2 separate regions of the Mus musculus genome follow, and region 1 is linked to region 2. A link is a loop called in an ENCODE intact Hi-C map of the cell type or tissue named here. Cell type or tissue: heart. All regions are shown on one strand. Links, peaks and the distances in the headings refer to the core of each region. The heading gives the core; the rest is flanking DNA. Region 1 overlaps Slc26a9 (solute carrier family 26, member 9). Region 2 holds the start of Slc41a1 (solute carrier family 41, member 1).

Region 1 (2,911 bases), core at 256-2,755, 57 kb after region 2:
ACAGTCTCTAGGCCACATACTGAAATTCTTCCCCACTGAAACCTCTTGGGCCAGGTCTGCATAGTTCAAATCACCCACAGCACCAATGTCTTCCATATTCCTGCTAGAATGGCCCATTAAGCCTCACTTAAAGCATTTCACTGCTTTCCAAATCCAAAGTCCCCAAATCCACATTCTTCTAAACAAAAACATAATCAGGCCTATCCCAGCAATACCCTAGTCCCCGGTACCAACTTCTATCTTAGGATTTTATTGTTATGAAGAGACACCATTACCAAGGCAACTCTTATATTGTGACAACATTTAATTGGGGCTGGCTTGCAAGTTCAGGTTCAGTTCATTACCATCATGGTCGGAAGCATGGCTGTGTCCAGGCAGGCAGAGTGCTGGAGGAGCTGAGACTTCTACATCTTGTTCTGAAGGCAATCAGGAGGAGATTGTCTCCTATGTGGCTAGGAGGAGGGGTCTCAAAGCCCACCCCTAAAGTGGCATACTTCCTTCCAAAGCCACATTTCTAATAGTGCTGCTCCTGGGACAAGTGTATTCAAACCACCACACTCTCTAATAGACTTTTCACAGATGGAGAATTGATGAGGAGAGAGTCTGCAGAAGGTATGAGGAGGGTTTGACTCTCTCTCTCTCTCTTTCTCTCTCTGTGTGCGTGCACTCATGTGTGTGTGTTTTGAGATAGTGTTTCATGCCAAATTCTTTATATAGCCAAGAATGGCCTAGAGCTCTTAATACTCTTGCCTCTAGCTCCCAAGTTTTGGGATTATAGGTGTGCACCACTACCCCAAACTGTTAAACTTCCTTTCTAGTTACAGAAGCACAGAGTTGCCTCTCCAAAGTGGCACTGAATAAGTGGGGCCCTCAGCTCAGTCTTCTCTTTCCAATTTGGTCTTTGCCTGGCTCATCAAAATGTATTCATTCCAAGGAAAACAGATCTGCAGTCTTGCTAGGAGACTTGTGAGGAAACCTCACACCCCACAGCCTCCTCTCAGGGTGACACAGAGCCCTGGTTTGGAAGGATCTTCTTGGCACTCATTAAAACCCCTTCATTTCTCTCTCTCTCACACACACACATTCACATTTCAAGACCACTTTATTACCAAAACAAATAAAGGAGACTGGCATTTAAATAAATTATACAAATATCTCAAGAGGTAAGTTTGCAGCCTTCCTAGGGAATCTATGTCCTAGGTCAGTGTCTGTAAGAACATGCACAGGTATGGGAAATCTGGATTACTGTTCCCTCACACACACCCTCCCTTCCTGCCTCAGTCATGTCCAGGGCAGCAGTCTGTGTAATGTTTATATTCTACCCCAAGAGTTGCGACTGTGGAGTTTTCTTCAGCACCTTTTTTGTACCCCTCCACCCTCTATGTCTAACCACACATTCACCATAGGTTCTGTGAGTGTATATAGATTCAACATGTTGCCGATCCACACCCCCAAACTCCAAAACCCGGCCACTGTGAGTCTGCCATCCCTTTCAGTCCCAGGTCTGGTCTGCAGGTCAATGGGATCTAGACACTTGGTTCAAAGGGGATTAATAATGTCCTGAGGCTCTGTGACCTTCTCTGCTTCCTGTACTTTGGAGGAGGTGGAGTAGGGGAGGGTAGATTGTCATTGGCTGAGGTTCTCTTCCTTCTGGAATTTAGCACTTTGAGTGCAGGGCACAGTGAATCCCAGATAACATTGTCTTTCTGCCTTCCAAGTTTTGGGCTCCATTGGCAGCCAGATGGCATAATGAATTCACTGAGAAGGAACAGCTGTGGCCAAGAATGTGTTGGCTCGTTGTCAGAGCCCTGTTCTTTAACTCTATGAAGACTAGCTCACTAGCTTATTAACACAGAGACGCATAATGACGGACAGGCTGAAGCTAATAATTGGGTTGTTTTCCTATTTGGGCCGGCCCAACCTGTTGGGATAGGGGTCATTACATTGAAGGAGCTTGGAGAACAAAGAAGAGAGGCCAGATTTTCTGTGTACTTTTATGGTAGTTAGTTTTTATAAGATGTGTGTGTGTGTGTGTGTGTGTGTGTGTGTGTGTGTGTGTGTGTGTGTGGAGAGAGAGAGAGAGAGAGAGAGAGAGGACCTTTTACTTTCAAGTCAACAGTAGGATGTCTCTAAGAAATCTTTGTTTACCTGAGAATTTCACTCCTGTTGTCAATTTTCCTAAGGGTAAAAATGTCTGGAGATTGTTAAGAGTTCCACGTAGAGGGAGATCCAGTCTGGAACAATCCTTCAAATCTATACACAGTAGGGCTATGAAGTTGGTACCTCAGAAGTTCCTCCCCTGCCTGTTGGGACCTACCATCACAGCTCTGGATGGTACAGGCTGATAGGGGTGGGTGCAACTGAGCTGTCCTTTCAAGTGAAAATGGACAGGACAGATTTCCCAAGTGAGGCAATACGGGCTCCGAGGTCAGGTGGACTGTCAGGGCCTAGGATCCACCAGTTTGCCCGAGTTTACATTAGCAACATATTACTCCTTCCATTCATCCAGTAAAGAGGGTTCCTTAGAAGATTTTGTGCAGAATAGCTGCTGCTGTATCAGGATTCTGCCAGTCACCTGTTCCCCAGGATGGGGTGGCCTCCAGGCGGGGAAGATTCATAAGGTGGAATCAGGTCCCTTTGTGTGCTGTCCCTGGAGAGGTAGTGCTGATAATCTTGAGGGTCCTGCCCACTGTCCACACTAGAGTCTGAAGTGCTGGACAGCAGTGGGGGCCTGGGCAGTCTTAGGAAAATGAGAGGGAAATGGGCACAAAGACAGAGACTCCTGGGTTGTGAGTAGTACAGTGTCTTTGAGGCACAAAGCTAACAACTAGAAGGAGCAACCGGAGGGACAAGCTTCACCATTGTAACCCCATTCATCTCTGTGTTCCACCACAGCCTGAAACCTTCCAAG
Region 2 (2,911 bases), core at 313-2,812:
AAAGTCGAGTGTTACAGAAACCACAGGCTAAACCCTGGTCCAGGCTGCATTTACACTTCTCTCTATGCTAGATCCTGTGAGCCTGTCAGATAGGACCCGGCAGTTAACTAGATTGAAGAGACAGAGGGTGAAGCTACTGTTTATTCCTACATTTTTGGTTGCCTGGCCTTCCCCCTTTCCTCTCGGGTTACTGACAGCCAGACATGGTGTAACTCTTAAAAACAAAAATATCATCGGTAAAAGGTGTAGAAAGAGGAAAGAAAAACAAAGTCAGGCAAATCCAAGTGTCACAAGCTAATATGCATTTACTCCCAAATCATGTCTGTCTTTGCCTGCCCTGCTTTTCTTAGCTTAAAGGAATCCCCACGAATTGCCACCAACTTGTTGCATTTCACCAGCATGGCTCTCAATAGTAAAAAAAAAAAAAAAAAAAAATCCAGAGGGTTTTGCAGGTATGATGAACAGGCTGTTAGTATTCCAAACACTCACAATTAGTCAACTCCAGTTTGGTTAAGGCAGAATCAAACTCTAGGGCCCAAGTTATGAGTCTTCCACTAACTCGGTCACCAGCCAAGCCACCTTAACACAGCACCGTTGTTTTCAAAGATCCTCACTAGTCAGCCAAGAGGAAACACTCAGTCTGAGTCCACCGCCCCCGAGCCAGCAAAGTTTCTGAGTTCCTTCGCTAAAACCTGACTGCCCCCTCCCTCCCGTCTTTCTGGCAGGCCACTTTGACCTGGAAGGGGGCTAGCAAGGGGAGCAGGCCAGTCTCTCAACTACATCAGCAGTAAAGCCACTACCGATGGGCCTCAGGCTCTAGGAAGCCGCGTCTCCTTTCCAAGCGGGGATGGACAAAAAAGCCCGGTTTAGGTATCCCCAACTACAGGGGTGGGGAGGAGGAGTGCCTAGTTGATTTCCGCCGACTCCCGGCAACTCAAGACTGCAAAAGCACTGCGTCCTGGAGTCCCCCGCCCTCGTCTCCCTCCCTCCCAGACCCAACAACACTGACCTGCGCCTTGCTGGGGAGAAAGGGCGCCTGGAGAGTGGTAGCAGGGGCCCGCGGAATTGGGGGATGTAGGGTACCCCCTCTTCTCATCACTCCTCCCCCTCAGCCGTCCTCCTCGAGCCCCCGCGTGTTCCCCGCTACACCCCCAGGCAAGGCGAGCGTCCAACCGCGACACCCGGCTCGCTACATTTCGCTTCTGCCTTCCTGTGAGGCCGCCGCTCCGATTCCACGAGGGGAGGTGGCCTGGTGGGGGGCGATCAGGATATTCCGCCTCGGGCTGGTGTGGACCGGACTGGGCCTGAGATGCCGAGCTCGCTCGTCCCCAATCGCCTCTTGCCCGCGGACTTGGACAAGAGTGTTTGGCTGTGGGTGGCAAACGTGATCTGGGGCAGAGCGGGTGGTAACCCCCCTCCATCAAGAATAGAGTCAGGATGGACAACTGCATCAGCCAATCAGAGCAGGAAAAGGGGCGGGCCCCGCCCAGGCCCCGCCCATTTCCCCGGCGTTTCTTGAGCTGGGGGCGGGGTGAGGGGGAAAACGCAGCAGAGTGACGGGAACTCAGAATTGGAGGGTGTTGTGGGCTCGCGGTGCTCAAGCGCGGGCGGGTGCTGCGCTCCTGAGTTCCCACGGCCTCTCAAGGCGAGCGTTCTGCTACGCATGTACTCCTGAATCTTGACTATCTCTAGTGAGCCTCTGGGCCTTCCAGAAGACCCGAAACCACCCCTTTGAGCCGGCCAGCTGGCGATCGCCCGGGCCGCAGCAGCCATCGCGTGTTCCTTCTCCACGCCCAGTCCCTACCTTCTTCCTGGGCACAGTTCCTATTCATCAGGCTCCTCATCTCTCCTTCCAGGTTCCTTGTTCCTCTGGGCGACTGACCGAACCTTAATCTGCCTTAATAAAGTTCCAGCCTTGATAGGGGTGGGGATGGGCAGACTGGAGGGAAAATTTGGTAGACTCATGGCTGGGGCTACACACACCAATGAGGTAAGGGCGGAGGGGAGCGGGGGTTTCCTTTGACCCAATCGTGGCCCCGTGGGAGAGAAGTCTCCATCCCGGGCGAAATGAACGCCAACTTTCCCTGACGCACCTTGTGGAATCAAAGTGTTTTCATCCTCGCTTTTGCCACTTCCTCCCTGGGGTGTCTTCACTTCATCAATCCAAAATCAGTACCAGTTAGTTCTCTTTGGGTTGTTTTTGTGAAGGGGATGTGACCTCCCTATAAAGGAACTCCCATTTCCAGCCTTTCCCCCTTCATCGGTAGAGTCTATAACCAGAGGTTCCTTTCCTGTCACCTTCTTCCCTAGAAATGTTCCTTGGGGCAACTGAGCATTTTTCTAGACCATAGAGCCTATGACCAGAGGTTCCTTTCCTGTCACTTTCTTCCCTAGAAAGGTTCCTTGGGGCAATTGAGCATTTCTCTAGACCGTTGAATAAGGATAGGATGTATATAGGAGAGAAAAAGAGTGCTGGCTACTGAGCACACATGCTCAACAGCAACTGGAGAGGGCCATTCCTTTGGACAATGATAACAAATGTAGCCACAAAAACCTGTCCCCACCTGCTAATCCAGCAACCCCGGGCTCAGCTCCGCTGCTAGGATATCAAAGGTCTATATTTTTTAAGGGCCCAGCAAATGTCACTGTAGTTGAACTCCAATTTTGGTTTCACAGCCAAGTCTATGTTTGGATATGGAAGTTACTCCTAGATTGGGCAACACTAGGTCTTCGCCAGAAGGACCAGTTTTTGTGCACAATGAGTATAGATTGAGAGGAAAACTAAGACTGATTATATGGCTGCCTGAGTGTTGGCAGTCTTAGCCCTTGGGAGACAGAAGCAGGAGACTCTACAAATATGAGGTCGTCTGGGTCTACCAAGAGACAGTGCCTCATAGTTAGAGTTATACAG

What was found. Peaks named below come from ENCODE experiments on the same cell type or tissue, not always from the same donor. Only the 100,000 strongest peaks of a DNase experiment are listed, where the experiment ranks them.
Region 1: a loop joins it to region 2, with 2.4 times the contacts of the local background. A loop is called at or near these places in 4 of 42 quality-filtered maps.

What each region holds. Positions count from the first base shown.
Region 1 is chr1:131,769,677-131,772,587 of GRCm38, reverse strand. Slc26a9 (solute carrier family 26, member 9) reads right to left here. Exons shown (of 21, transcript NM_177243.4): 21 at 2,183-2,911. Among named protein-coding and RNA genes, the nearest start is that of Pm20d1, 26 kb to the left of the region's middle. In heart, for the core only: no CTCF peak of the experiment used is centred there; a DNase peak (open chromatin) is centred at 1,707.
Region 2 is chr1:131,826,492-131,829,402 of GRCm38, reverse strand. Slc41a1 (solute carrier family 41, member 1) reads right to left here and starts at 1,391. Exons shown (of 11, transcript NM_173865.3): 1 at 1,010-1,391. In heart, for the core only: no CTCF peak of the experiment used is centred there; a DNase peak (open chromatin) is centred at 1,452; H3K4me3 peaks cover 1,976 bases; H3K27ac peaks cover 1,693 bases.